Linked DNA regions of Mus musculus: regions 1 and 2 are each linked to region 3. Evidence: chromatin loops called from intact Hi-C (ENCODE). Cell type or tissue: heart. All regions are shown on one strand. Links, peaks and the distances in the headings refer to the core of each region. The heading gives the core; the rest is flanking DNA.

Region 1 (10,616 bases), core at 1,139-9,138, 190 kb after region 3:
CAGAAGATAAGCATTGTGTGACTCCACTTGTCTAAGCTCTCTGAAGTGGGCGAATGGTGGGCATGGAGGAGGGGGGAATGGGCACAGACTGAGCTTCACACCGGACAAAGGCCTAGAGGCTGATGAATCAATCACCAGTGAAATGAACAACAAAAGAACCAAAACAAAACAAAACAAATCAAAACCCCAAAACCAAACAAACAAACAAAAAAAGAAATGAACTGAAGATAAACCAGTTCTGTCAGAATGGTGCTGCCAGGCTTCTAGATCACGAGTTCAAGGCCAACCTGAGCGTCCTAGCAAGATTCAGTCTCTAAGCAAGCATGTGAGAACTGCTTTTCTCCCTTGTCTTCTAAACAGTTACTGTGATCCTCCACGGCCCATCCCACAGCCTAAGAACTTACTGCGCAGGCCACAGAGAAAATGTCTGCAAACAGACCCTCGGAAGTGGGAGCTTCAAACTTACAGAGGCAGAAAAACTGCTCACAGGGAAACACAACCAAGCTTCCTGCCTGTCCCTGCGTGGACCATCTAGTTGTGCAGACCCCTTTCACTGCCTCTGGGGCCAGACTCACCCCAGATTCTTACTCTGTCCCCTTGTCCTGGCAGCTGTAACCACCCTCTCATCCATAGAGTGATTCAAATCTCCAAGCCTCAAAAAGGGTCCTTCAGCCATGGCCCTACCCACCCATGGCCCCACCCACCCATGGCTCCACCAAGTCATGGCCAAACTCAGCCATGGTCCCACTTAGCTATGGCCCTATCCAGTCATGGCCCCACCCAGCCATGCCCCCCCCCCCCCACCTAGCTATGGTCCTGCTCAGCCACGGCCTCAGTCAACCCTCTGTCCACACATGGTCAAATCCAACAGCTCTGTGCCTGTCTCCATCTATGTGTTATGTAACCTGTGACCCTGCATCTCATCAATAAGCAATGGCTGCCCACAACAGATGCTGTGTCTGACTTTTGCCTTTGATCAACCTGGAGCAGGTGAGTCTCTAAGGTCTTTGGCTCCAGAGAGCCAGCCAGGCCACCCCCCTGTTCCCACCTGAAACTACATCCCTGTATAACCTTTCTAAGTGCTTTATACATCTCACAGGACAGGAAGTGCAAGGTCAAATAGGAAGAAGTTCCTGGCTCAGTCACTTACCCTCATTTGGTTTCCCTCCTTATAACAACATGGCTGCTGCAGTTCCAAGCACAATATCCAGTCCCATGTACCCCAAGAAGAGGCTAATTTATCCCTTAGCTATCTGCTTGGATGCCTTTCCAGCATACACAGCTTAGAGTTAGGGCAAAGGCCAACAGGAAGCTCTCTGGTCAGAGAACAGGTGTCATGAAACCTGCCAATTCACAAGTGAAAGCAGACACCCACAGGGCCATGAGTGCATATGTACCAAGGCACTGGAGCATCCTCACAGAGCAGATCCTGGCATCTACAGACCGTGTCAGCCCACAGTGCCTCCTGTGTGTTCTGGAAGAGCTATAATGCTGTTTGGGTTTTTTTCTTCACAAAGCCCCCTTAGTTCCAGTGAAAGTGCCAAAGCTTCAAGGTCCTTGGCACTTTCTCCTCAACACAGGACACACAACCCTGGCTCCCAGGCCTGCCAGACCCTTCCTGTTTATGCTCTGGGGGATGAAGTTGCAGCAGGGCAGGTGAGTGGGGCTCCAGCACAGCCTTTGTTCTTGACAGCTTGAAGTGAAGAGACCTAAGCTCACAGGAACAAATGCCGCACAGGAGGAACACACATGGCTGAGAGTCCCTTGAACTTGGCTTAGAAGGGAGAGTGTGGGGCATTCAGCTAGCCAAAACTCAGTAAACCTACCAAGCAATATGCAGGGCAAGAGAGAGTATAGCATCTCCTGTGTCCAGTGGCCTCTTCATCCTGGGATGCTCACCCCTGGATGAGGTGCTTGGAGCTGCAACCTCAGCTGGGGGTCAATATTTATTTGTTTGTTTGTTTATGATGTGTGCACAGCAGACAGAGAGAGAGAGAGAGACAGAGAGAGAGAGAGAGAGAGAGAGAGAGAGAGAAGCAGGCGGTGTACACATATGTGGGAGGCAGAGGACAACCTCATTTGCTCTCTACTTACTGAGATAAGGTGAGATAAGGTCTCTCACTGAACCTGGAGCTTGACCAATCAGCTGGGTGGATTGGTCAATAAGTTCCAGGGACCTATCCTATTTCCTTCCCCAGCTCTGGGGCTAGGTACAGGTACAGGTACAGGTACAGGTACAGGTACAGGTACAGGTACAGGTACAGGTACAGGTACAGGTACAGGTACAGGTACAGGTACAGGTACAGGTAGACACAGGCCCTGGTGCTTGCATAGCAAGCACTTCATCCAGTGAGCCATTTCCCAGCCCTTCAGTTACTTTTTAAGATGGTGTTCCTGAAGTCTGACTTGCATAACCTAAAATGTGTGCAATCCACTAGGACATGCACTCAGGCCATCCCAGAGCATCCCAGCACTCCAGCAAGGGGTGGGTGCCCTGCTCCTTGCAGTCTTCAGGTACAGGTTCCCTCTACTTTGCCCTCCAGCCATACACATAACTTAATAATATTTAGAGAAAATAACATGGCTGTGCACTGCTGGAAAGTACTTTAGGTAAAGGAAGCAGAGGTGAGGCAGAGAGCATGTTACTGAGTACACGAGTCCCACACAGCAGTGTCTCCCATCATGCACAGAGCACAGGAGTCCCACACAGCAGTGTCTCCCACCATGCACAGAGCACACGAGTCCCACCCAATCTCTCCCATCATCTCTAGTGTCAACTCGACACACACTTGACACTCTTATCGGGGTTGACCCGAACCCAACCAACCACATGCTGGAAAATGTTTAATTTTTTTCAAATAACACTTATAGGCAGATTTGCAGTTTCCATCCAGCAGGTGCGTCATAGAGATCCAGCCATGACATTTACTTATAATCACAGAAATTGGAAGTCTGAAACAGGAGGATGGCAAGCAAGCATATCTATGAAGGGTGCCAGGGAACGGGAGTTGTATACATTTGTGAGCTGCGATGTGGGTGCTGAGAATTGAACCAGAGTCCTCTGACAGCAGACAGTGCTCTTAACCACTGAGCCACCTCTCCAACTCCCAATTTTTAATTCTTAGAGCAAAAATAAATAAGTACATTTATTTCATTAGCATGCAAATTTGGGGATTTTTAAAAAGTAAATAAATGGTAAATTACAGGTACACCAAAGACATTTTAAAACAAAATTCTTTATGGTTTGTTATGGTTGTTTATCACATAAAAATTTGATTTTGTAGGGGCTGGAGAGATGGCTCAGCGGTTAAGAGCACTGATTGCTCTTCCAGAGGTCCTGAGTTCAAATCCCACAACCACATGGTGGCTCACAGCCATCTGTAATGGGATCTGACTCCCTCTTCTGGAGTGTCTGAAGACAGCTACAGTGTACTTATATACATAATAAATAAATAAATCTTTTTAAAATTTTTTATTTTGTCGATCTATTTCATATGCCTATGTACCCAAGGCTGTACAAAAAATCCACAGGGAGAAGGGATCAGTAAGGGGAAGTTTCAGGAATGTTGGTTTTGAGAGTCAGGGAACACTGGGTCAGTCTCTGAATTACCTGGTTGATTGTGCCTGGGATATGGGCAGCTTCAGAACTTAGGGTCTATGGATGCTATGTAAGCAATCTCTCCAAGGTACTCATCATGCGCGCGCGCGTGCGCGCGCGCGCGCGCGTGTGTGTGTGTGTGTGTGTGTGTGTGTGTGTGTGTGTGTGTGTGTGTGTCTGTCTGTCTTTGTACATGTATCTGTCAGTGTTTATAGGAGTGTTCATGTGTTTCTGTGAATGTCTGTCTGCATGTGTCTCTGTACTGTACATGTCTGTCTCTGTGTATGTGTCTGTGAGTGTGTCTGCGTGTATGTTTATGTGTGTCTGTGTGTGTCTCTCTGAGTGAGTCCTCTGTCTGTGTGTGGTGTGTTTCCATTGACCCTGTTGGGTGGAAGCACCGCAGGTTTTTCTCCAGCTTCCTCCCTCCCTTCTCTACATGCTCACCTTTGCTGAAGCAGAGCCTTGCCCTTAGGGAGTCAGAGCCGTGAGATATCTCCTCTCTTGGCGACTAAGACCAACGTCAACTAAAACCACACCAGAAAAAGCAGCTTCTGTCCAGCACGTGCCCTACAGAGATCCAACCATGACATTTACTGCCCATCTGCCTGATAGCTGGGATCTGAGGCCCCCTGTCGGTGGAAACTGGCCAAATCACTCAGATTGCCCTGCCATGATTTGAGTCACCTTCTGCCTTGGGCTCCGAAGATCTGGGCTGAGTGAGCACTCTGGAATGAAGGCGGGCCTGAGCTTAGATATAAACACCGTTTCTCCCTGTGTGTCTCCTTCTCTCTGGGTCTCTCTCTGTGTGTTTTTCACCCTTCTTCCCACCCCTCCTTCTTTCCCTCTCTCTGTTCTTCCCCGTTCTTCCACTCTTCTCAGTTTTATTGAGACATTCTCCAAGCCCAGAACGCAGGGTTCTGATTTGTCAGAGGTGAGTGCAGGCCAGCTCTGGGAAGAGTAGGATTCTCATGTTCCAGGAGAGGCTGACCAGCGCTGCAGACTGAACTGGGGCCCAGCCGTCTGCTGACCTCTCAGCTCAGCTCAGCGCAGCGCAGGGCAGGCCCTCCCTCCTGCCCTTCTGCAAACCGCACCGCCCTGGAGACTGGAGTGTTTGTGGCAGCCTGGTCCCGCCCTCCCCCTCTCCTGGCGCCTCCCGGGTCCCACGCTCCGCCCAGGCTGAAGCAATGACTTATTTGTGTATTGAGGTCACGGCAGCCCCTGGGGACAGAGTTGTCAGCCTGTGCCGCGGCCACAGGGTAGGCACTCACCAAGTCAATAATCGGTCTGAGGACTAGCGACTAGCCTTTTATTCCTTAGGTCTTTGAATTTTAAATTTTTTTATAAGAAAGGCATTTTATGCTAAAATTATAATAAATGTTTCTTTTCTGTCCTATTCACATTAAAATTTTTTTAGCTATATAGTTTATTTCTAGGTTCTCTTCATTTTCTCTCACTCACTTTACATCTCTATCTCAGTACCCCTCTCCTCCCTTTCCATAACACGCCCCTCTTTCCAACCTGAAAAGGGGAATCCCCCCCCCCCCCACCAGTGTTTCTTTGAAATGAGAATGTGCCTGCGGGTTCAGGAGGTGAGATCTGGAGGATCCTGAATTACAGGCCAGCTTGAGCCGCATAGGGAGACCAAGTCAGAGAAAGAGCCGGGTGGGAGGGAGAGGTGGAGAGATGGGGAGAGGAAAAACAGGCTTGGCTGAAGGCTTGTGCTTGTTATACTAGTGTTTAGGAAGAGGAGGCAGGATAATCAGAAGTTCAGCCTCAGCTACATAGTCCATTTGAGGCCAGCCTGAGAAACATGAGAACCTGTCCCCAAAACTAGTGAGCCCCCTCCCACCGAATAAGTAAAATAAGCACATGCAAGTTTCAGAGAGACCGAGCTGGGAAGCTCAAGGCATCACTAGGCCACCCAGCAGAGAGAAGTCACCACCTCCTTTGCCTGGGGGTGGGGGTGGGGAGTGTGGATGTGTGGATGAACAAGCAGTCCCTGATTGTCCTTGTGCTCTGACAGGTCACCTTGCTGCCCTTTCAAGCACAGGACCCTGGCCTGGGGGTCACACAGATGCCTCCTTCTCACTATGCAGAAGCCTGCTGCTTTGTAAGCTCCTTTGGAGGCAGGGCAGTTTGCAGCTTGCTGAGAAGAGCATGGGTAGCAAGGCCTCCACACACAGGCAGCTCTGCTGCAGCCTCAGTGATGAGAGGCAGTGAAGCCTCTGAGCATGGTGGGCACAGTCTGAGGGTCCAAGATGCTGCCAGGGTCCTTCCTTCTACCCTGTAGAAGCTGTACATCTGCCCAGTTGACAACAATGGGGTTCTCCACTATGAAGGATGGACTACGGGGCACCCTTGAGTACGTGAGAGTTTCTGTGTAAGCACCACACCTAAGAGAAAAAATGATCTGCATTTCTCTTAGGTTGACTTATTTCACTTAACACAGTGCTCTCCGATTGCAATCATTTTTCTGCAAATGACGTCATTTCATTCTTTTTGGATGAATAAAAATCCATTGACTATATACACCATAACTTTTTTACCCTTCTATCTGGTGATAGGTACCAAAACTGATTCAATGCCCTGGCTGTTGTGAATAGTGCTACAAAATTGGGGGGAGGGGCTATTTTAAATATGCACATCTATATGACATGAAGATGAAAGAGCAATAGAGAGCAAGAGAGGGAGAGACTCAAGAGGTGCACATGACCACATTAAATAAGCACAGGGATGCACACGAGCACAGTGATGCACATGGACACAGGGATGCACATGGACACAGTGATGCACATGGACACAGTGATGCACATGGGCACAGGGATGCACATGATCACAGTGATGCACATGGACACAGGGAGTGTACCTGGTCACAATTAAAATGCATGATTCTAAAAATGATATCTAGCCCCACAATGTCCACATTTCCTGTCCCTCCCATTCCCCTTTGTGTTGATTAGCCAATTGCATAAGATGAGATGCAAGTGCAACAGCGTGAGATGCAGCCAACACCTGTGTTCAGCCACGCCTGCTTCCTGCTCACTAACCCAGTTTGCATTAGACACTTTCCTTTGCAATAAAACACTTTCCATTTATTCATGGTTATTTTTCAATGCCATTAGACTTGTTATTTTTTTACCCTATCAAAAGAATTAATTTGATTTTTTGTTTTTGTTTTTTTTTGTTTGTTTGTTTGTTTTATTTTATGTATATGTGTACACTGTAGCTGTCTTCAGACACACCAGAAAAGGGCATTGGATCCCATTACAGATGGTTGTGAGCCACCAGGTGGTTGCTGGGAATTGAACTCAGGATCTTTGTAAAGAGCAGTCATTGCTCTTAAACTTTGAGCCATCTCTCAAACCCTAATTTCTTTTTAATTTATACATTTTATTTTATGTTTTGTCTGCATATATTCATGTGCACTACATGTGTGCTTGGTGCCTGAGAGGTCAGAAGAAGACATTAGATTCTCTACAACTGGAGTTACAGAATGTTATGAACTGCCATGTGGGTGCTGGGAACTGAATTCAGGTGCTCTGCAAGAATTCCTAACCATAAAGCCATCTCTCCAGCTCTAATTACTTTATTTGTTTGTTTGTTTGTTTCTTTTGTTTTTTCAAGACAGGGTTTCTCTGTGTAGCTCTGGCTGTCCTGGAACTCACTCTATAGACCAGGCTGGCCTCAAACTCAGAAATCCACCTGCCTCTTAATTACTTTATTTTTAAAGGTGTTTTATTTCATTTTGTTTTTGGTTTGGTTTGTTTTTTTCTAGACAGGGTTTCTCTGTGTAGCCCTGGCTGTCCTGGAACTCACTCTGTAGACCAGGCTGGCCTCGAACACAGAAATCCACCTGCCTCTGCTTCCCAAGTGCTGGGATTAAAGGTGTGTTCCACCATGCCTGGCTTAAAGGTGTTTTATTTCATGTTTCCCCATTAGCATTTTTTTTTTTTTTGGAGACAGGATCTTGCTCTGTAGCCCAGGCTAGCCTGGGAGTGGGGAAACTTGATCTGTTCTCCCTGCCTCCGGCTACTCTTCCCAAAGCTGGAATTACAGACCTGCCTGGTTACACAGGGCCATTTTAGTAAACCTTTACTAGACAACTTAGTGTTAACTAAAACACAAGGAAGAGGCTTACCCGGCTGACCATGCCCTGGCCTGCAGGACCATAGGATTCCCTGACTGAGGCTGAGAGCACCTGGCCTCTCTCCAGATAAATTGGGCCTTCTCTGGGTACAAGACCAAAAGGCACACCCCTCATATTGATGGCCGTTCCTGCCCCAGCCAGGGTCCATCTAGGAAGAGAAGCATCCATATGAACTGGAGTTCAGGGACTGTTGGGCTGTAGCAACTCTGGAGGTGGTGAGTATGGAACCACCAAGCCTGAGGCAGTCAAGCCTGGCACAGCTCCGCCCACTTTCCACAAAAGGAGAGAGGAGCCGGCCAGCTGCCCAGTGCACTGAGCAGCCTGACAGAGGGCACTGGCCCCAGCTGGGGCCACTGATGCTCCCCCTCACTGGGACTCTCTCTCTGGTGGCCATACATTGTTTGACGGGAGTTTGTTTTTCTTGGCTCTAGGTAGCAAGATTAGTTACACACTTTGTAATTTTTGGTATTGACGGTATTTTTAACCAGTACACACAGCATCGTGGGAACATCCTGGAGTTCCCGGCATGTCTGTAGTCTAAAATCAGCCCTGTTCCCACCCCAGCCTTCCTCTTTCCCCCACAGAATGGCGCAGTAGGATGTCTAACTTGTTCATTTAGCATTTTAGCCTAAACCTGGGTAGATGTGGGGAACTCAGAATTCCCACATTGTAATGGTTCATCTTCACTGTCAGCCAGATTTACAATTACAATGGACACATCCTCTGGGTGTGTCTATGACTCTGTTTTCCGAAAGGTAAAGACTAACCTTGAACACAGGCACCGCCATTGTTATGATATGATATGATATGATATGATATGATATGTTATGATATGATATGATTCAGTGTGTGTGTATGTGTGGTGGGGGTACATGGTAAGCCCAGGCCAAGGCATCCCCTGAGAAATCACGTTATGCTACAGATCTGGTATAAAGGAGGTTTAGTTGGAGTGAGGTCCTGGAGAAGGGGTAGAGGCAGGCAGACAGGAACAGAGGCATGAGGGCAGAGAAGGAAGACAGAGAAGGACAGAAAGAAGAACTGAAAGGGAAAAGAAGAGACCAGCTGAGAAGAAAGGAAGAGGGGAAGGAAAGGAAAGGAAAGGAAAGGAAAGGAAAGGAAAGGAAAGGAAAGGAAAGGAAGAAAGGAGATACTGGGAGGCTGGCCTCTCCTCTCTCTTTGCTTCTGGACCATGAAGTGAATGGCTTCCTTCATTATACATCCTGCTGTGACACTCTTGCTTTGATGCAGGCACAGAGCAACAGGGTCAAATGAACATGGACTGGGACCTCAGAAGCTACAAGTCAAAAGGAAAGGAAGAAAGAAAGAAAGAAAGAAAGAAAGGAAGGAAGGAAGGAAGGAAGGAAGGAAGGAAGGAAGAAAGAAAGAAAGAAAGAAAGAAAGAAAGAAAGAAAGAAAGAAAGAAAGAAAGAAAGAAAGAAAGGAAGGAAGGTTGCCACCATTTCCTGTCAGGTGCTCACTACCTGACAGGTAACGGTAGCAGGGCAATTAAGCCCTTGCTAGGTCCCTGGGAGGAGCCTAGTGGAATCACTGTAAACTAACAACCAGCACCCATCGCTCTCGGCCTCCTCACAGTGAGTAAGATGTGACCGGCTGCCTCACATTCCTGCGGTCATACTTCCCTGTCAAGATGGACTGAGCCCTTGCACCACACGGTGGGAATATAGACCTTCCTCGCCGAGGTTGTGTCTGTTGGGTATTTTGTCATAGCAACAGAAAAACTAACTGATACGGCTCTCACCTACGATTGAGTCTCCATTCTCCAGCCTCTAATATGTGATGACAGAAGGGAACATTAAAAGGACCATGTGGGCTTCTTCTTCTTCGGGAAAACACCAAATGGCGGATGACGCAGGTGCAGCGGGAGGGCCCGGAGGACCCGTAGGCCCAGGATTAGGAGGCCGCGGCGGCTTCCGCGGAGGATTCGGCAGCGGTCTAGGGGCCGCGGTCGTGGCCCGAGGCCGTGGCCGTGGTCGAGGCCGCGGGGCTCGTGGAGGTAAAGCTGAAGACAAGGAGTGGATCCCCGTTACCAAGCTGGGCCGCCTTGTTAAGGACATGAAGATCAAGTCCTTGGAGGAGATCTACCTGTTCTCCCTGCCTATTAAGGAGTCTGAGATCATTGACTTCTTCCTGGGTGCGTCCCTAAAGGATGAGGTTCTGAAAATCATGCCAGTGCAGAAGCAGACTAGGACTGGCCAGCGGACCAGGTTCAAGGCTTTCGTCGCTATTGGGGACTACAATGGTCACATTGGTCTTGGTGTTAAGTGCTCCAAGGAGGTTGCCACTGCCATCCGAGGGGCCATCATCTTGGCCAAGCTTTCCATCGTCCCTGTGCGGAGAGGCTACTGGGGGAACAAGATTGGCAAGCCCCCACACTGTTCCATGCAAGGTGACAGGCCGCTGTGGCTCTGTGCTGGTGCGTCTCATCCCTGTCCCCAGAGGCACTGGCATTGTCTCTGCTCCTGTGCCCAAGAAGCTCCTGATGATGGCTGGTATAGATGACTGCTACACTTCAGCCAGAGGCTGCACTGCCACCCTGGGCAACTTTGCTAAGGCCACGTTTGATGCCATCTCCAAGACTTACAGCTACCTGACCCCCGACCTCTGGAAAGAGACTATGTTCACCAAGTCTCCTTATCAGGAATTCACTGATCATCTTGTGAAAACCCACACCAGAGTCTCTGTTCAGAGGACCCAGGCTCCAGCTGTGGCTACCACATAAGGGTTTTTATACAAGAAAAATAAAAGAATTAAGTCTGCTTTAAAAAAAAAAAAAAAGGACCATGTGGCAGTGAGTAGTTAGTTCACTCTGGTCTCCCGGTGGGTCACACGTGCTCTGCACCTGCCCAAAAG
Region 2 (10,616 bases), core at 1,222-9,221, 65 kb after region 3:
TCATGTAGCACCAGCGTAAACATGATTTTTTGAAATCATGATTCTTAAAAGTAACGTGTTCATTTATTCATCAATAACTTAAGTGTCAACCATGTGTCACAAAAAAAAAAAAAAAATCTGTTCCTTTAAAGGTTTTCATGTAGAGAGGTGAGATTGTGAACCAGTACACACTGCAGGCACCAGGGAAGCAAAGGGGTGGTAAGGGAGAAAGACCAGGGAATAGACTTTCCAAGCCCTAAAGACACAGTTTTCCAGGTCAGCTACCAGACACACAATCCAGGAAGAGGGACAGCTAAGCAAAGGAATGGATGAGAATTCAGCCAGTTCAAGGAATGACCAGTAATTAGGCAAGATGGCTGGGATCAGGTGTGAGAGTAAGTCAGGAAGGGAGACACTATGAGAACACATGGAACAGAGACAAGTACCAGGCCAGTGGGCAGCCCTAGCTCAGAAGGCCACAACATGGCATGTTTCTGAATTCCAATGGTCTATGAGTTAATGGCTGCACAGAGGGCAGGAGCCAGCAACGGGACTAGTGGAATGCTGACTCAAAGGCACAAGGGCAGAGAGAGGAGGGCCTGGCCACACGAAACCAGAAAAGGCCAGGAGACCAGGGCAATAGGAAAGTGCTGTGAGGTTCTCAGTGGTGTTTGCTATGTCCTGGGCAATTGTTTAATCTTCCCAGAATAATGAAGGCACTATCATTCCTCCCTTTTTAGTTTGTTGGAGAAACTGAGGCATGTGGATAAAGTAACATGCCCTCAATGAGCACGCTCAGGAGTGGTCGTGCTGGGATCCATACTTAGTGTGCAGAAGTCAGAACTCTGCCACTTGTCAGTAGACTGCAGCTTGTCAGGTTAAGCACACACCAAGACTCACTTCATAGCCCTAAATGGCCTCTACCTCAGAGGCTTGCCACCACATCTGGCAAGAAAAGTTCACTTAGTATCAGGAGGCAGAGAAGACTTCTGGCCTCTCTGTAAATGTTGAATGAATAAAGTCAATCAGGGAAGAGCTTGGGTGGGAAGCTCCAAAGCAGCCTAGAAAACTGCCTCACTGTAGAATGGAGGTGATCTTGCCAGGACAAGGGTGACTGAGACAAGTGGCCCAGGGCCAAGGAATTAGGTTTATGTTCTTTGTCACTAAAACAGCTCCAACCATGGAAGCTACAAGTTGACCCAGAGTCTGGGTGCTGCAGACCAGGCTCCACCAAAGATCTGAGGCAGAGGAAATTAAAGGAAACTCTAGCACCCTTCAGCCACTGACTGATGGGAGAGCCTGACTTCGAGCTCCCCAGTCCTCTGAGACACTTAATTGCTACAGCCTGAGCAATAACCTGCATCTCACAAATCAAGACTCCCTTGGTCTTACTTGGTTACAGTGGGTTTTTTCCACCACTTAACAGGCCTCAACAGCTGAGCAAGGTGGCACACCTGTAACTCAGAAAGTCAAGGCAGGAAGATTTTAAGTTCAAGGTCATCCTAGTTAAGTTGGGTGAGACCCAGTGTGAAGGAAGAAAAAGGGCTTTAAAGGGCTGAAGGGTCTACTCAGTGAATAAACACTCAACTAGCATGCAACCCTTAGTACAGCAAAAGCAAACAAAGAAAGGTCTGAATGTTGCTCTGATCTGGTCTAAATCCCACTGATTCCATTCCAAAGTATCTTTCTGGACACTTTGCTAAGGGACACACCTGGGCTCCTTGGCCAGCTCACCCCAAAAGCAAGACCAAAGACCCACAGGATGAATTCAGTATGGGAAGATCTTCAAGTTTCCAAAGCAAAGATTGTGTCCACAATCAGGGCTGTTCATAATCCGAGAGAGAGCAAGCCTGGGGCTTTTCTCACAACGGCTTTATCTGGCACAGGAAGAGAAAGTGGCAGTTCAACCTCTGGCTTCCTCAGGATACAATGCCACACTGGAAGTGAAAAACTCAGGTTTGGGAGATCTGGGTCATGCAGTTCTCTTGGAGATCAAGCTTTTTTTCCCCTTTAGGAAGACAACCTAGTGAGCCCACACCACAGTATGAACTACTCAAGCACTATACAAAGTGCTGTTCCTTTGTATCTAGACAAGTTCTTGAGACAAGCCAGGCACTGGGGAAGGGGCTGAGGTGAGAAGAAAGAGAAAAGAGTACCCTTTACTGAGTGGGTGCTTATAGCACCCTTGCAGTGGGAAGCAGAGCCATGCTTTGCCTCATCTAAGGTACTTGCCCCTGGTCCTTCTAGGCCAGCACACCCTCCAAAGAGGATTCTAACCACATCCTGACAAATGTTACACAGACTCTGAGGACAATGAAAAGCCCATGCCCATTTCTGGCTTCCCGTACTTATATAGAAAGTACTTACTGAGTTGATCGAGGGCTGAGGGTGGCATAATTACTGTGAAAAGAATATTTCAGGAATATTAAGTAAATAAAAACAAAAGGGTAGACCAAAGGCAAGATGTATACTTTCTGATGCATCTTTTAAAAGCTTTAAACAGTGGTTTGGGGCTAGCCAGAATTTCATAACGACTTTTCATAAAGAATCTTACTTGAAGTAATTTATTTTTGTGCTCTGAATGGCATTTAGTCAACAAACATAATTAGCACCCTACTCCCACCACCCATGCCTTAGGACAGTGACATTTTTACTATAATGTTAGTGTCTGGTGCCCACATGCAAACTAAGGGCTATAGAAGGCTACAGGGCTCATAGAGTTTAGGGCAGGAAAGGTTACTATTCAAAATAAAAACAGGCACATACTCTTCCCTCCTTTCTCCACATCTGACCTGTCATTAGGCCCTGCTAGCATGGACACGGAGAAGCAGCGGTACTGCGTGGAGAAGCGGTTCTGGAAGACCCGGGGAATCGGGTGGTCAAACATGTTGAAAGAAAACTAGGAGAAAGAAAGAAAGAAATGGTATTATTATTAAAACAAAGAAACAAAGGCACTGTAAAAAAAAAAGAGGCTGGTCATCAAGTCCTGAATCCCGGTGACCTTGACTTAGCCTCCCACATAACAAATGTACACAAATGTGCACTGTATCTACCTCAAAGGTATGTTTCTTTAGGCCAAGCACTAACATAGCAAGTCATCAGTGCGTATAAATGTGGTCAAAGAACACAGCAAACTAAAATCTCAACTAACCAGAATGTTCTTTTGACCACCTCGGCGGCACGGTGAACCTCAAATCCTTCTTGTGCCTCCCAAACTCATCCCTCAGGTCCAGTTTCTATTATCTATAGACAGTGCAACTTTACTAAATATAAAACCAGGCCTTCCCCTCCTATTCTTCTGCTACTATTCCCTATTCTCAAGATGGATCAAGGCTGGGCCTTACATACACTTCACAGAGACTCATTACTGACCATCCACCATCTCCTAACCTAACGTTTCTGTCTCTGGACTTGTAACTCCACCTGGAGCCCTTTCCCCACCATCCTTAACTTAGAAGCCACCTCTTTTCCTGAGTGCCTACCATTTGTGTGGCTCCAATCTGGACTTTAGGGGATATCACTTTAGTAATGTTTGGGTACTGCAGGCAGATATCACCTCTGCCCTGGGGAACTTGATATGAAAGACAAGGAAGATAACAATAAAATACCTATGTCTAGGAGTTTTAAAGACAAGAAACAGGTATCGGGACAGAGAGCACCCGAGAATGGATGTTAACCAAGTGTTCAGGAGGAGACCCTCATTAAAGACCTACATGTCTGAGTGTCAACTGGGCAAGAAACCCAAAAGAGCATTGCAGGTGGTGAAAAGCAGATGCCCATGTATGTATTCCTCCACCTGGCTTTCAGTAACAATGCTTTTTCTTCTTCAGCAAGCCTCCCTTGCTTTGGCAGGGGTCAGAGTTAGTGCTTCTCCTGGTGCTCACAGCACAGAACAGACCTGCACACTGCATATCAAGTATTTTCTCATACCAGCCAGCAAAGTCAAGACACGAAGAACTACATCCAAGACAGTCTGCTGACCTTCACATGCACATACGGGCTCACATACCCACCCGAAGGCTTCTATTCTCAAGCCCACGTGCACACCAACATCCCCCACCAATAAACTGTTCTTCAGTTACTAGTACACAAGTTTTCAGTCTTTTTTTTTTTTTTTTTTGGTTTATTCGAGACAGGGTTTCTCTGTATCGTCCTGGCTGTCCTGGAACTCACTTTGTAGACCAGGCTGGCCTTGAACTCAGAAATCTGCCTGCCTCTGCTTCCCTAGTGCTGGGATTAAAGGCGTGCTTCAGTCTTTTATCTTTTTCTTTAAGTACCAGAACTGTGTGACTCAGTCTTAGGTGCATAACCCACAAAGCCCTTTTTTGAGCCATGGGGTTGGGGGGTGGGGGGTGTGTGCTCGTCAAAGCATCTTCACCTATGCCATCCATCTAACCTACTGCTTCTCTCTGGAACATAAACAACGTACATGAAGTATGCAACACCCGAACGGTATCCTTCCAACTCAGCCACCAATGAACATGAGCTTCTATCATCCATGTTACTTCCTTTAAAGCTTTTATGCCTAACACATCAAACACTCAGTGCTGGTTATGTAAATGAACTTAGACAGGGACTTACTGTGACACTCAGGATAAAAATCTAATAATCACTTCTTGTTTTTAACAAACAAACAAATGGCACGGAGTCAACACTATATACAGGAGTGATGAGACATCACTGCAGCCGGATGGACTTGACTTCCAACCTCTGAGCCTCACTTTCCTGAGTACCACCTCTCTAAGTTTTAGTTCTACCGGTAAATATAATAACTACGTACCTATGTTCCATGGGGAATGCAGGAATTAAATAAGTATACGTTGATAGAAAAAAGGCGCACTACATATTACCTATTGTCGTTATCACAACGTGATGAACACAACGTGACATACAGCCTAAGACATGATTTCTACTAAATAAAAGGTCAGGGAACTTTGGCTGAGCTTAATGTCCTTCGTTTTCTCCTCCCTCGCGCCACTCCCCCAAGAAATCTCCAGTTAACTCCGAGTTCATGGAAACTTGTTGCGTGTCGAGCACTTATGAGAACTATCGACATAAAGTAGCAGGTTCCTTTTTACTCTCGGGGCTGCTGTCCCGCCGAAAGGCATTCGAGTCATGACTCGGACAAGCTAAGAAGAAAAGAGGTGGCTCGTAATTATGGGTCCCACTTGGGACAGAAGCTCTCGGGACAGTGTCGGGGCCCGACGCAGGCCCGGGTGACTCGGCACCTCCGCCACCAGGTCCAGGCCCTCCCTGCCAGCTCCAGGGGCAACTCTGGCATCATCCGGTTCGCGATCCCCGGTCAACTCACCATGACTGACAGCGTTTGGTGATGCCGCTTCTTTTCCTGAACCTTACAATAAAAACCCACAGCTCCCTCTTTGCAGTCCAGGCCACTGCTCTGAAACCCAGAAACCGCGAGAGGCTCGCCGGAAGTGACGGAACACCGCAGGGGATGGGGTACGGAGGCCTGAAGTCAGCGGCGGAAAAACAGAAAGTCATGGGAAGGCCTGAGGTTTGAATATTACTTAAAGTAAACATTAAAACACTTGATAATTGATTTCACAGGATAGCGACTGTTTATAATGTTTAGATAGTACTCTCTTCCAAACAACTTGATAGGAGCCGTTCTCCTTACGGACTACAATACCCAGAATGCAGCTAGAGTTTCCGGCGTTGATCCCGGCCATCATGGATTCGGGCGGAAGTAATCTATAGCTCACTCTAATTCGACGAACCGTGTATTGGAAACTTATTGGAAACACATTCAAATAATGTGTGACTGAATTTACTTTATGTCTAAGAGTATATTGTTTTCTAAGTATGCCAGGGTCAGATAATAGACCTTCCTTCCCGAAGTAAAGATGTCTGCCAAACATAGGTGGTTTTGGGTGACTGGACGTTAGCGTCAACACCGGCAACAAGGTTCGCAGCCTGAGGAAAGATGTTTCATTTTTTGAGGGACGGGCGGGTCTTATCCAGCTGCGAATAGCAGAGCATTATTGGCTGTCCCCAGTAGGAACCAATCAGAAAGGAGGAAAGGCTAAGAATTATTGGCTGCTGGCGTGGACCAATCAGAAGAGCTGTGATTTGGCGGGAGTCTTGACGACCTCCGGGGCTGTCCGTGTCTCAGCGCCAGTTCTAGGTATCCGCCGCTGTGGCTATGTTCGTGACCGATTTCCGCAAGGAGTTCTACGAGACGGTCCACAACCAGGTGACTCCCATTCCACGATCCTGATCCAAACCTTATCTGGGGGCTGGGGAGAAGAGGGCGAGTGTCCGTGGATGGGCCGGGAGGTCAGAGAGTTGCCACAGAGTTTAGCGTCCCTGTGTTCAACTCATCTGTCCACGTTTGCTTCTACAGAGGGTCCTTCTCTTTGTGGCCTCGGACGTGGATGCCTTGTGTGCTTGCAAGATCCTCCAGGTGAGCTTTGAATACCTTAGGAAGGTAGGACAGGAGGGAGAGGTGACAGATCAGGGTTGGCCCCAGCAGGGGGTAGGTCACAGAAGGGGAGGGACCAGAAGGAGCAGGCAGGAGGTGAGGAACCCAAAATATCCTCTCTGACCTATACTGGAGCTAGAGAGAAGTATAGTGCAAACAGTGAGACAAGTACGTAGTGTTTTATACAGTAACCCAAGTGAAAATGGTTTCACTTCTGAAATCTTTGAATTTGTAAATGACCTCTCAAAGATGGAATTTGAGAGAGGAGATGTGACAGTGGGGAGTGGTATAATAGGGAGTGCAGGAAATACAGGAGCCCCGAGTCTATTAGAGAAGATTGTTAGTTTGGGCTCTGACCATAGTGTGGTTTGTTTTTTTGTTTTTGTTTTTTCAAGACAGGGTTTCTCTGTGTAGCCCTGGCTGTCCTGGAACTCACTTTATAGACCAGGCTGGCCTCGAACTCAAATCCATCTCCCTCTGCCTTCCGAGTGCTGGGATTAAAGGCGTGCGTGCGCCACCACACCCGGCTCATAGTGTGGTTTTTACAATGTGCTGGGGTTAGGAATTTTTCAGAACCCCTGTAATTAAAATTAGGGTATTTTTTTTCTCTTAATGTTTTACTTTGGCACACTGTACAGATTCAGATTGAATTCTTGCTCACAGCCTTGCCACGTAGCTTCTCCTATTGACCTTTTACCAAACAGCATATCACATAGATCTTTGTCTCAACTCAACTAGTCTGCTTCTGGTGATTGCAGGTAAGTTATCTTTAATGAGGGTTTCTGACCACATGCTCTCTCTCCAGGCCCTGTTTCAGTGTGACCACGTCCAGTATACGCTGGTTCCGGTTTCTGGGTGGCAAGAACTTGAAACTGCATATCTTGAACATAAAGAGCAGGTATGAACTAATGAATTGGAGAATAATTAGGCCACTCTACTCAGTGGCAGGTTCTTAATACTTAGCATTTGTCCAGTTCTGAAGTAGGAGAAGGGTGTTTTTGAAGTATCAGTTTTATTAGGCTTAAAGTTATGGTGGCGGAATCAACATTTGCCAAGGAACCACCAATTTAAGGTAGGTTTGAACTACATCTAGCAAGACTGAGGCCAGCCTGGGCTACACGACAAGATCCTGTCTCAAAAATAAAAACAGTTTAGTTGTGGGCAGCACCTACTCTGACCTCACTTGTTGTTTCCATTTATTTATTTATTTTGTATCCCATATCAGCCTCCTTCCTCCTAGTTACCCCCCCCCACAGTACCTCCTCCTATTCCCTTTTCTGAGAAGGAGAACCACCCCCCCTTACAGGGTGTTACCCCCCCCACCCCCACCCTCCCAGCTCATCAAGTCACTGCAGGACCTCTCCCACTGAGGCCAGACAAAACAGCCCAGTTAGGGGAATGGAATCCACATAAAGGCAACAGAGTCAGAGCAGCCCCCTCTTGAGTTGTTGGGGATCCACGTGAAGATGAAGCTGCACTTGCTACATATGTGTGCAGGGGGAGTGGGGGGCAGCAGGCTAGATCCAGCTCATGCTTGCTCTTGGGGAGGGGGTTCAGTCCTAACCTCACTTATTTCATTAGGATACACTACTGCTCTATGTTATCTCTAGAAAATGCATTCCAGTTATCAAACACGTTTTCACTTTGGAATTAAACGGTAGAACCAAGACTCCTTACCTCTGCCTGGGACCAGATGAGAATGGGTTATTGAAGGCCCTATAGGGAATGGGTAGGGCATGTCAAAATGCATTTGGAGTCCCTGGCTGCTTCTAGGATGACTTGGAAGAGATTCATTTATAATTTGAAGTACTTATATCAGTCGAGTTTTTTACCTCCAGTATTTTGAGACAAGATCTTATTTGCTAGCCGAGGACAATCCTCCTTCCTTGGCCTTCAAAGTGTTGTATTACAGGTGTGAGCCCATAGGCAGGCAATTTGGTGTTACTAAGGAAAGGTTTTACCTATAGTGATTGTTTGATAAAGGATCTAATATTGAGGAGGCCACGTGAGGCTGCCCAAGATTTACTGCAAGCCTAACCCACACAGTGCTGGTGATGTGGTAAGCTGTAGGGGACATTGCAGCAACATTTTGGCATTGAGCAACAGCCCGCGAGACTGGTATGTGTGTGTGTGAAGTCCTGCTCCTGTTCTTCATTAGCTATTTGTGTACAAGTCTTGAGTTTGCAGAGCCTCGGCGTGCTCTTCAGGAAGCAAGAAGAGCCCCAGAACCTATTTTACAGTGTCATCATGGAAAGGCTGTAACCAAGCCAGCTGTGAGCAGTTTTCAAGCCACTTAGCATTCCTCCTGGGCCTTGCCATAATGTGCTCAATGGAGGAGCACAGGGACTGGCAGTGCTGGGGAGGAGCGGCCTCCTAGGTGCAGTGTCTCCTTTACAGTGCCTCGTCCTGTTTTTCAGTTCTCCTATTTCATCCTCATAAACTGTGGAGCCAACGTGGACCTGTTGGATATCCTTCAGCCTGATGAAGACAGTATATTTTTTGTGTGTGATACCCACAGGCCAGTGAACGTTGTGAATGTGTACAATGACACTCAGGTACCCAGCCCTTCTGTGTGCTCTCCCTTTAGTCAGTCTGTACCTTTTTGGGCTGTGACAGTATTGCACAGATCTGTGCAGAGTGTGCTTCCCACTTCTGCAGCTGGGGGCATCTTCAGTACAGGACGCTCCTTTTTACCCAGTTCATGGGCACGCGCACAATACATTTGTGGGATGTGCATCATTTGGAGGGTGGACAGACAGAAGGTTTCAGCCTCAGATAGCTCAACTATACTTATTCTGAACTCAAAGCATTAAGTACAAAATGTAGCACAGACCAGCTGTCTAAGCATTCTGTGATCTGGTCTCTTTCCACAAGGCTTCAGATTCTGAGATCCTCATATGATACCAGTCAGGAATTGCTATTAAAGACAAAAAGTGTATTGGCTTAAGGGTTCACATCTGTCTTGATCCATTTTGTGTCGCTATAAGAAAATATCTGAGACTGGGTACCTTATAGATAAAAGTTATATTTAGCTTACTGTCCTGGATATTCAAGAGTATGGTACAGCACAGCCATCTGCTCTGCTTGGTGAGACCCCTGTGGTGAGTGGTTTCCCAATAGAGGGAGTGTATAGGATAGTAAGGAAATTTCTATGGTGAGACAGGAATATCAGAGCAAGCCGATGAAGTTTTATAACCACACTGCACATGGAAACTAAGCCCCCAAGAGACCTGACACACTTCTAAGTGACCCCTGACTGACCTAACACTTGCCAGACCCCACTTCTTAATGGCTCTACCCCCTCAATACCCTACATAGGCTGCAAGCTTCAGGTGTGGTGGACCTTTTGGGGTATAAACCATATAAAATATCCAACCATAACAACGTATTCATATTCTTTATCAAAAGCCAGCTGGTAGGACTTTACTTTTAATGTATAACATAAGAAAGAAATGTTGGGGGGGGGTGGCTCAGTGGACCTGGGCTCAATTCCCAGCACCCACATGGCAGCTTCCAACTGTCTGTAACTCCAGTTCCATGGGACCTGACACCCTCACACAAGAAAAATACCAATGCCCATAAAATAAAAATTAACCAATTTAAAAAGAAAGAAAGAAGTGTTGTCCAGACTTAAAGTAGATGGTAAATGCTTTTCAGAACATAGTTTCATAATTTAATAATGCCATGTGGGGCAGCTCTAGTGCCTTACTGAATGGTACTGAGCTGCCAGGGCTCTGCTATTGTGTGTACAGAAAACTTGGGAGCAGCTGATTAAGGAAAAGTAAGATTCTACAGAAGCAACATGATGAATGGTTTTCTGGCAAGGAGAGAAGAAAAGCTAGATTGGTTTTGTTTTATAACAGATCAAATTGCTTATTAAACAAGAGGATGACCTTGAGGTTCCTGCCTACGACGACATCTTTAGAGATGAAGCAGAGGATGAAGATCTTTCAGACAGTGACGGTGATGGGTCAGAGCCTTCAGAGAAGCGCACACGGTTAGAAGAGGTGAGTGTGGGTCAGGTCAGCATTCTGGAAGAAGCAGAGTTAGGACAGGTGTGTGAAAGCCAGCTGTGGCATTCTGGGCCTGCCCTCAGCTGGGCATACCCAGCACTGGGAAGTGAAAGGGTTAATGTGTGTAAGAACAGACTCTGCCTTCTATTTACCCCATAGCTTTGTGGCCTTTGGCAGGTTTC
Region 3 (10,173 bases), core at 1-8,000:
TCATTTGCTAGGCTTCTCTTAGTCTATAAGCAAATACTAAAGTAATTAGGTTACACTAGCAATATCTGGGTAAACAAATCTGGGTCAATGAAGACAGCTCATATACCTTCTATGGATACCCACAAGACCCAAGATTGGGATGATAACACCAGGCCCTCCACTTGGCTTCACTGGTCAGAGCCAGGGACTACGCAAGTGTGCCTCCCAGCTGTATAACATGAATCTCCTCATAAGCTGAAAGTGTATGTTCAACCACTTACTAGATTAAAATTCTAAAATGAAAAAAAAAATGTGTGTATGTGATATATGGGAAAGGATCTCAATCTATAGCCCAGCTGGCCTCAAACTTCTGCCTCTTGGGTTCTGGATTTACAGTCATGGACCATCATGGACAGCTGATTGATTAAATGTTGGGGGTCAGGGGTTGGTAAACTGACCTGAATTCTGTCTCTGGCACCTACACAAAAAGCCAGGTGTAACACCACACCAGTAATCCCAGCACTTGGGATGCAAAAGACAGGAGTATCTTGAGGGATCACTGGCCAGTCAATGAATTCCAGGTTCAGTAAGAAACACTGTTTCAAAAAGGGAGAGGGCAACAGAAGAAACTTGACATTCATCTCTGGCACACGTACACACAGGCATAGACATAGAAATAATGAGCAAACAAACAAATATGTAAATGTCTGAGAGAATTCCACTAGGAGCTCAGGAGATAGCTCAGTGAGTAGAGAGTCTGCAACACAAACATGAGAACCTACTAACCCCCAGCACCCATATAAAAACCCAACAATGTCTATTCCTCCACCTCTAACTCCAGCTTGAGTGAGATGGGCAAGAAGGGAATCACTTCCTGATTGCCAGGGTAGATCTGTCTCAGGGATATACAGAACAGAATGATGATAAAGCAGAGCACTTGCAAACCTCTCCTAGTCTCCAAATGTGTGTAGGCATACATGTGTACATACACCCCAAACACACACACACACACACACACATACACAAGAAAACAGCACTGCCCATCTCTCATCTGTATTCTTTCTCCAGCACACTTATAAACTCAAAAAATGATATAAATCTACACTTCCTGCATGTAATGGCCAAGTCCCACTAGTTCTTCCTTTATCTACAGTGCTTCCTCCTCTTTCTCATCTCTGCCACCACCTTTCCTCACTCTCTTAGCACATCTTACCAAGATCCGGAGTTCACCTTCTAAGTCCAAGGACTTCCTAAAACACATTTTAGGTGTCCAAACCCCTCAGAAACTTCAATGCACCCCTCCCAAAACCCAAAAAGGAAAGTTCAAGTCCCCACAAGGTGTTCAAGATTCCATGCATCCCTCAGCCACATTCTCTTCCTCTCCTTCCTCAGCTTACCTTATGCAGCATACACTATGTCTCCAAATGGAATGCTTGAGCTTTTTGATCCTGACTGTCCAAGAACACCATCTCTGTTATTAACATTCTCTGCAGAGACTCATCTACACTTGGAGATAAGCCCTTTGTAGTTCAATCTTTCTGCCTCAGCCTGCCCCAAGTACCATAACTATAGGTGTATGCCACCATAACTAGAGCCCAGGATATAAGCTTACTTAGCAGTGAAACTTATTTTGGCCATGATTAAAGTAAATGTGTATGGCCAGGTATGATGGTGCATGCCTTTAATCTCTGCAACTGAAAGACAGAGGCAGGAGGATCTCTGTGAGTTCTAGGCCAGCATGGTCTACTGGGAGAGTTCCAAGAAAACCAGGGCTAGACAGTGAGATCTTGTCTCAAAAAATAAATAAGTAAAATATAGTCAATAAGATTGCATCTTATAGACCAGGCATGGTGGCACACACCTTTAATCCCAGCACTTGGGAGGCAGAGGCAGGTGGATTTCTGAGTTCAAGGCCAGCTTGGTCTACAGAGTGAGGTCCAGGACAGCCAGGACTATGCAGAGAAACCCTATCTCGAAAAAAAACAAACAAACAAAAATGCTGATAACCAGAACATTTCAGCTGGAGATGATATGGCCTATCAATGAGCATCAGCAATATCCAGATATTTTTGGTAGAGGTAAATGGACAGTTATGGTGGTAGATACTGCTGACATCTAAGTAAAGATCACACAATACACAGGACAGCCCCTAAAACAGTTGTGACTAAAAATGGCAATCATGCTGGGGCTGAGATATCCTTTCTGAGAGGTTTCTCTAGTACTGGGCCAAAATCTGAAGACCAACAAACACCTCTCTTTCTGCTTTTAACTCTTCTAGTTGCCTACCTTGCCTTGTTCTCTTTTCCTCCCCTCTCTGAACTCTCAGACCCCAAGAGTTCATGCTGTATATATAAGGAGACAGGAAATGCTGAGTGAGAAAGCCAGGAAGTACGATCCCCTCCAGTGCAGTAGGGCTTCTATTTATTCATCCAAAGGAAACTTGACTCTACCAGCTACTACTCTTCAGGACCTGGCTAGGAAGCCACTCCCCACCTCTCATTACCATCATCTTTAAAGGCATGCTTGGCAGTGACATGTAATAACACCATCTCCAAGGTAAAGGCAATATAGAGAAAGAGGGTGCCTTTAAATTAAAAAAAAAAAAAAGAGAAGTTTGCTTAAGTCTCAACATCTTTTATCATGAATAATCATCACTTAGATTTTTTTACTTAAAAAAATTTTCATGCCAGGTGGTGGTGGTGCATGCCTTTAATCCTAGGACTTGGGAGGCAGAGGCAGGTTGATCTCTGAGTTCGAGGCCAGCCTGGTCTACAGAGTGAGTTCCAGGACAGCCAGGGCTATACAGAGAAACCCTGGCTCAAAAAAAAACAAAAAACAAAAAAACAAAAACAAAAAAAATTTTTTCATACAGTATGGTTCTATCATATTCTTTCCCCTCCCCATCACCTAGATTTCAAATGAACTTTGAACCTTCTTGCCTCCAAACTTGTGTGTGTGTGTGTGTGTGTGTGTGTGTGTGTGTGTTTTCGAGACTGGGTTTCTCTGTGTAGCCCGGGCTGTCCTGGAACTCACTCTGTAAACCAGGCTGGCCTTGAACTCAGAGATCCGCCTGCCTCTGCCTCCTGAGTGCTGGGATTAAAGGTGTGCTCCACCACTGCTCGGACTAGGCTCCAAACTTTAAAATCTGTTCTTAGCTGAACTTCAGAATCATACTGTTTAATGTAGAGAGCATGTCGTACCCAGTCTACGTCTACGATCTTCCTTGTGAACGCCCCCTCCCCCTCCAAAAAAAAAAAAAAAAAAAAAAAAAAAGTTCGGCTGTGAATAAAAAGCACCCAGGACCAATTTTTTTTTAAATTTGGCCACGTGGATTTTTAAAAAGAGAAAAATGCATCTACTTGCCTTCTTTTACGCGGGCGCGCGCACACACACACAAAAACACACACACAACTGTAGCTCCCTCTAGATGCAATACAAAGTAGAAAGGAGGAAAGACCCTTCCTCTTTCAGCAGAGCTTGGCTGCTTCCTCGTGCTTCCTTCGGGTCCTTCCAGAGACTCAAGTACTAGCTGGGGGGAAAGGCTCTAGCTCTTCCTCACTCGCTCGGCAGAGAGCAAACAACCTCCTGCAGTAGTTCTCGACAAAACTGGATGCCACCGGCTGCTTTCTCCACCAGGGTGTAGGAATCTGCTATTTGAAGTCACTATCACGGATCCAAAGTCGCTTGTCTCCTGTGCACCACTGGCCCCAATCTTAGTCATCTGAAGCCCCAATCCTTACATTAAACGTGGTTCTTTCGTGGTCCTCCGTAGGACCTGAGCCCAGGCCCTTCCCATTCCAGGATCGCAATAGCCCGAGTGGGGGCACTGTCACAAACTCCAGGCCTCAGAAAGGGCAATACAGCCAGTAAGTATCTCATGCAGATTCACCGAGCCGCTGAAAGGCCACAAGGGGGATGTCGCCCCAGTTTCATACTCACAACCATCTGAGCACATACTGGATGGTGAAGCCGGATGGCAGCACCAGGTCGGTACCCAAGCCGGCTCACCAGAGCCAGGCATCCCAGATTAAGGGTGGGCGGCGCAGGACACAGCGCCATTGCCTGAGGCAAAGGCGGACTTCGCTGCAACCAGCCCGAAGCACGTGCCCGGGCTCGCCGGTGTCCCAGAGCCGGGGACAAAGTCTGCTCCTGCCCGTTCTGCAGCTCCAGCACCCGGCACCAGCGTCTGGACAAGGTGGGCAGGACTTGAGCACCGCCGCAAGCCAATCCCAGACCCCACCCCGATGCAGGTTCGGCCGCCCACGACTCCTGCGTGCACTCACCATTGTGGTTGACCCAGGTTGGCTTCAAGAGCTTCATTGTTCGGCCGCTGCCGGGCTGAAGCCAGAGCCGTGTCCCTCAGCACGCCTGGGCCATGGAGCTGCCGCAGCTTCCTCCCGCGCCGCCCGCCCTCCGGCCGCCGCCCACCCTTGCCCTCAGCGCCGCCGCGCCATCGCCGGCCCGTGCCCCCAGCCGCCGCCACAGCCGCCTCCTGCGCTCGGCCGCCGCCGCCGCCGCCACAGCCGCATCCCCTGCGCCGCTCCTCCTCCGGCGGCTCCCGGGCAACGCCGGAAGTCACGGCGCGCACCTGCCAAATCGCCCCGGCGGGAAACCGCTCCCTACGCGGACCGGGCCGCCTCGGTTCTTCGGTAGACAGGGGGGGGAGGACGGGGATACTCCGCTGCCACTGATGTGGTCGCCGATGAGGGTCGGTGTGAGCAGGCTGGCAAAGCCTTGAGATCCCGCCCGGCGATGCAGAACCAGGGTGGTGTGCAGATCTCTAGTTCTACCTCCGCGGCTCCGAGTCCAGCTTAGTAACTAGCTTCCGCCATCCATCAATTCGCGCTATTGGGCATCTCGCGAGCGCCAGCCGGGCGGGCGCCAGCATGCATCTAGCGGCAGACGGCAGCGGGCCCTGAGCTCGATTGCATGCATAAAAGAACTAGGCTGGTGAAGGATAGGGGGCCAGACGGGCGCATTTATTAGAAGAGCGGGGCGTTTTCATAGATGTAAACACATAGGCCAGGCGGAGCAGAGAGCAGGAAAACACCGCAGCATCCACAGAAGGCGGGACGCCCGCAAAAGGGCGCGGCGAAGCCACCGTTGCTTGCCCGGGGCGGGGCTGCGTCGGGGGCGGGGCCAGCTGCGGGCCCGCCTCTCGGAATCCCAGACCCGCGAGTTCCGGGCCGAGGCCTGCCAGACCCGACCGGGTACCTCAGGTCGGACCGCCCAGGGGCGTGCTCCCGGAAGCTGCCCGCCAGCGGGTGGCGTGAAAAACTATGGCTACCGGGGTGATGCTGTGTGCTGCGCGGGCTCTGCGGCCTCGGAGCTGGTGAGTGTAGCCGCGGGTGGCAGAATACCCAGGGCGCGTGCGCGGGCTTTGCCCCGTAGCTGCTCGCTAGTGCTCGCAGATTATTTCTGGGCATGAGCCTACCGCATCTGTTGCGGATGAAAATCCGAACTGGAAGTGTACTCACTTAACAGGCTATTTGCCTAACAAGTGTGAAGCCTAAGTCGTGCTTAAGTGGTGGCCTACTCCTGCAACCCCAGCACTATGGAGGTGGAGGCTAGGTCAGAAAGTCAAGGTCGTAACAGCTGCATACAAACCTGGCTATATTACACCCCATTTTTAAAAAGAAGAAAAAGACGCCGGGCGTGGTGGAGCACGCCTTTAAACCCAGCACTTGGGAGGCAAAGGCAGGCGGATTTCTGAGTTCGAGGTCAGCCCAGTCTACAAAGGGAGTTCCAGGACAGCCAGGGCTTTACAGAGAAACTCTGTCTCAAAAAAACCCAAAAAAAAAAAAAAAAAAAAAAAAAGGAAGAAGAGCAATGTGTTTTTAAAAATCCAAGGATATGTTTTATAGAAGGGACGTATAGTACAGTGGGAGGGGGTACTTTACTCAGTGGTCCACACTGAAGCATCCCTCCTTCCTTCCTCGAGGTACCAGTCATATACTAGACAGGTCTAGTATAGAATAGAGTTTATTTGTGGGTATGGGAAGGGGAATTGAGAAGAGAGTAGAGGCAGAGAAAGAGAGGGGACAGAGAAGGGGAGAGAGAGAGAGACAGAAAGAAACAGAGAGACGGAAGAAGAAGGAGAAGAAGAAGAAGATCCTGCCAGAGCAAGTAAAGGCTCTGCCCCAGTGAGAAACAGAGTTCTGTAAATTCCTCACTTTGACCTTGCTGGCCTAATACAAATGAACTAGACATGGTGGAGCAGCTGAGGCAAGAAAATTGTCTCAAGTTGCAAGATAGCCCGAATTAGGGAGACTTTTGTCTGAAAAAAATACAAAATAGATACTTACAAACATCCTCCGGGTTTTAGGAAGACCTATAGTTATGTGTATGTGCCTTCTCTTTCCCCAGATCTTTATACATACCCTTCTCTCCTTCAGGATCCCTGGAACCTGCCAGGCACACGTCAGACACACCCACCAGAGAGCTTCCTTACTGGCCTTCTGGGATCTCATCCCCATGAGGTAAAATCCAGCATAACCCTTAGCTCTTGGGGTATGAGAAACACGTGTATGCATATGACCAAAACAAAGCAAGAGTGCCCAACCTTGGGTTAGCAAGCAGATTTCAGTCTGTGGAACTAATAGTTAAATTTAAGTGGATGCCTCTGTCCTTTGAAGGAGCTCTGTACTATGATAGCATAGCATATATGTATTGCTACTTGAGTAGTTTAAATAAGTAGCAGCTAGATTTAAGGAGTCTTATGTGTTTCAAAGGGCATATCTTAACTTCTGTATTTCCATAGGCCTTGCTCTTCCCTGCTCATTCTGATTCACTGAGTGGGAGAAAGGTTCAAAGACTAATAATAGTTACTCTAGGAACTTTGGATGCTTTCTTGGGGCTTTATTTAGTTTATTGCTAAAAGGTTTGCTTTAAGGGTTTTTTTTTTTTAATGTTTATGTTCCTGACATATGTATACACATGTGTTTGGGGTGCCCAAAGCCAGTCAGGGGTTATAGCTCTCCTAGTTACAAACAGTTGTGAGCCCCTGATGTGGGTTCTGGGAACCAAACTCCAGTGTTTAAGATCTGCAAGCACTCCTTGTAACTCCTAAGTCATCTCTCCAGCTTCAAATTTGATTATTCCTAATGCCACATTTAGCCTGGGAAGTGTGTTCCTAAAAGTAAATCAGATACTTGCCAAAGCTTTAGGACATGGCTAATTTTGTAATGTGTTATGTCTACATGCATGGTGCCCACAAAGGCCAGAAGAGGGTCCCAGATCCCTTGGAACCAGAATCAATGATGGTTGTAAGCTGCCATGTGAGTGCTGGGAACAAAACCTAGATCCTCGGCAAGAGCAGCAAGTGTTCTTAACCACGGAGCCCTCTCAACACCCCAGAAACTGATTTAAAAAAAAAAAAATCTGGCAGTCATTTTTACTGTCCTGTCTCTTTTAGTCTTGAAGCATTTTGTAAATCACAAATTCATTTCAAATGTGAATGAGCTTTTACTCCCTTAGTTCAGCACGTTCACTTCTCAGGGCAGCTTTAAGATACACCTGAATCACAGACTGGCACTTCCAAGCTAAGAATGTAGCTTGGTTTATTGGATCCTTGCCTAGCATGCACAAAGCCTTAAGTTAATCCCCAGCACCAGAATACTGGGAGTAGTAGAAAATAACTAGGCTGGAAGTCTGGAGGTAGAGACAGTAGGATCAGAGTTCAAGGACATCCTTGACAACATAGCCAGTTAAAGGCAAGCTAGGACTGTGTAAGAATAAAAGTTAAAAAAAAAAAAAAAGTTGGGCAGTGGTTGCACACCCCTTTAATATCAACACTTGGGAGGCAGAGACAGTTTGACAAGGCCAGCCTGGTCTACAGAGTGAGTTCAGGACAGCCAGGGCTACAGAGAAACCCTGTCTCAGAACCACCCACCCCACCCCACCAACAAAAAGAAAGAATCAACAGTTCCTCTTAGTAGATCCCTGTCCTTCCTGGAATTGATAGGACCCATACCGTCCTCGGGAAGACAGTGGACTAAGCTCGTGGAGTTAGGGCTGCGGACAGCTTTCTTGTTAGCATATAGCACAAGTATGAGATACTTTATTTAGCATCCTATCCGTCCTGAGGTTGAGTGCTTGTACCCACTAGAGCAGAACCTCTGCGGAAGAAGAAGAAGGTAGACCCCAGAAAGGATCAAGCAGCAAAGGATCGCTTGAAAAAGAGGATCCGAAAACTGGAAAAAGCCTCCCAAGAACTGATTCCTATTGAAGATTTTATTACCCCTGTGAGGTTCTTGGATAAATCAAGGTAAGAGTTCTCCTCTGGGAGACATCTTTAATGCAAAGGAGTTCCTCAAGTAGTTCTAACTGAAGTTCATGTCTGTGGTAGGAACAAGTGAGTAGGTTTGACTTGGCCCTGACCTGAATCCTTTTCATTTTGATTGTGCTTTTGGGGATTTTGGGGGGAGATTCTCAGGGAGTTTAGATCAGCTTTGCTCCAGGGTTCGTGTTATTTATTTCCATGAGCCTTGGCTCTGACCCTTGACATAGACCCTAGCTCTGTAGCCCTCATCCTATCAAAAGTGCACAGTTTATAAAACCGTACAAGTTGGGAAGCACCAGTGTTTTTCTAGTGTTCTAGGACTAAACAAGCTCTTGTCTCTAGTTGGTGTTTGTTTCATTTTTCTACTGTACCCCCAGCTCACCAAAAGGATAATTTGCCTGGGGCAGAAACAGTATAGTTCTCTCCAAGCAGGCAAGCAGGCTCCTTCTGCCGGAGGAAAGCAGCTGCTGCCATGTTCTATGCTGAGCGGTTTTTTTTTTTTCTTTTTTTTTGTAATATGTAATTGTGTGTTGGGAGTATGTTCATATGAATGCAAGTACCCTTACAGGCAGCAGATGCTCTTGGCTTGAGTTATAAGCAGTTTTGAGCCACATAATTCTAGTGCTAAGAAGAAATTCTGGTGTCTAAGAACAGTAAATGCTCTTAACCTCTGAATCCTCCCCCCAGCCCTGACATTACATTCTTAATATATCCTCAAATTTACTATTTTCCTGAGCCCTGGTTATGCCTGGCCGTGCTGGTAGTAGGGCACTTAAGTCATGTGCAGTCACAAGGGTCCCTCTGCAATAGTGTCAGTACTCTTTGGCCTCCCATGTTTGCTCTATGTGTTTGTTCACAGACAGCGACCTCAGGAGGAGCATTCACCTGAGGAGAGTGAACGGAGAGCTCTTCTGCTGAAGAGGTGGGCACTGTTTAAGCAGCAGGAGCATGAGATGGAGAGGGACGCCATCAGATCCATGCTAGAAGCCCAGCAGGAAGCCCTGGAGGAGCTGAAACTTGAATCTGCAGAGCTCTATGCCGAGGCCATAAAGCGGGATACCAGCCTATTCCCCTTCGAGAAAGAAGGGCCACATTACACACCACCTATCTCTAACTACCAGGCCCCTGAAGGCAGGTACAATGATATCACCAAGGTGTACACACAAGTAGAATTCAAAAGATAAGAGACTGAAAACTGCTGTCCTGGGAACATGCTGGCCCTAGGAGTCTGGAGTAGAGATCTAAAGTCTACTTTCCACAGACAAGTGAGTCATCCTAGGAACAAATAAAGGGTAATCAAGAGTATCTGTCTTTTGTTTTGTTTTTTTCAAGTCAGGGTTTCTCTGTGTAGTCCTGGCTGTCCTGGAACTCACTCTGTAGACCAGGCTGGCCTCGAACTCGGAAATTCACCTGCCTCTGCCTCCCAAGTGCTGGGAATAAAGGCATTCGCCACCATGCCCGGCTGTCATTTATTGTAATCAACAAATAAAGGGTAATCAAAAGTATCTGTCGTTTATTTTAATCAATATGAATTCACCTAAGTTTGACTGAGGTTTTCAGATGCTGGTAAAACAGTGACAGAAAAACAAGAAGAACCTTCCAGTTGGGATGTGGCTGGAAACTAAAGATTTCAGTTATATTCTAAACAATTTGCAGAAGGCATGTAATAACCCAAAGGTGAAAAGCATGCTGGGTAAGTGTGACAGGAAACTGGACCTTTGCTGGGAGGCAGCTGCAAAATTTCCCCTTGGATTGTCAAGATGAAGAGGGCCTTTCGAGAGTGGGACAAGCCAGAAATCTGCTGTGGCCTCCAGAAGAGGACGAGTCAGGCCCAAGACTTGCATTTGCTACAATTAATCTGAAACAATTACTGAAATCCCAGTGCCTGGAAGACTGAAGCAAAAAGACTGCCA

The links. A loop is a pair of places that touch in the nucleus more often than their neighbours do. Peaks named below come from ENCODE experiments on the same cell type or tissue, not always from the same donor. Only the 100,000 strongest peaks of a DNase experiment are listed, where the experiment ranks them.
Region 1: it touches region 3 in a loop (2.9-fold over the local background); 6 of 42 quality-filtered maps call a loop at or near these places.
Region 2: a loop joins it to region 3, with 4 times the contacts of the local background. A loop is called at or near these places in 9 of 42 quality-filtered maps.

The regions. Positions count from the first base shown.
Region 1 is chr16:18,681,203-18,691,818 of GRCm38, reverse strand. It overlaps the pseudogene Rps2-ps7. Among named protein-coding and RNA genes, the nearest start is that of Gm41429, 10 kb to the left of the region's middle. In heart, for the core only: a CTCF peak has its summit at 4,237; DNase peaks (open chromatin) are centred at 4,238 and 4,678; H3K4me3 peaks cover 923 bases; H3K27ac peaks cover 2,024 bases; H3K27me3 peaks cover 250 bases.
Region 2 is chr16:18,807,092-18,817,707 of GRCm38, reverse strand. Cdc45 (cell division cycle 45) reads left to right here and starts at 5,736. Exons shown (of 19, transcript NM_001358206.1): 1 at 5,736-6,193; 2 at 6,344-6,403; 3 at 7,227-7,319; 4 at 8,839-8,976; 5 at 10,285-10,428. The coding sequence starts at 6,143. It overlaps Ufd1 (ubiquitin recognition factor in ER-associated degradation 1), which reads right to left and starts at 5,414. Exons shown (of 12, transcript NM_011672.4): 1 at 5,291-5,414; 2 at 2,746-2,878; 3 at 2,347-2,379. The coding sequence starts at 5,293. In heart, for the core only: CTCF peaks have their summits at 5,220 and 6,082; DNase peaks (open chromatin) are centred at 5,407 and 5,977; H3K4me3 peaks cover 3,160 bases; H3K27ac peaks cover 2,074 bases.
Region 3 is chr16:18,871,609-18,881,781 of GRCm38, reverse strand. Mrpl40 (mitochondrial ribosomal protein L40) reads left to right here and starts at 5,145. Exons shown (of 4, transcript NM_010922.2): 1 at 5,145-5,311; 2 at 6,375-6,458; 3 at 8,087-8,245; 4 at 9,120-9,764. The coding sequence starts at 5,259. The coding sequence ends at 9,444. It overlaps Hira (histone cell cycle regulator), which reads right to left and starts at 5,032. Exons shown (of 25, transcript NM_010435.2): 1 at 4,263-5,032. The coding sequence starts at 4,299. In heart, for the core only: a CTCF peak has its summit at 3,835; DNase peaks (open chromatin) are centred at 4,691 and 5,171; H3K4me3 peaks cover 3,349 bases; H3K27ac peaks cover 2,533 bases.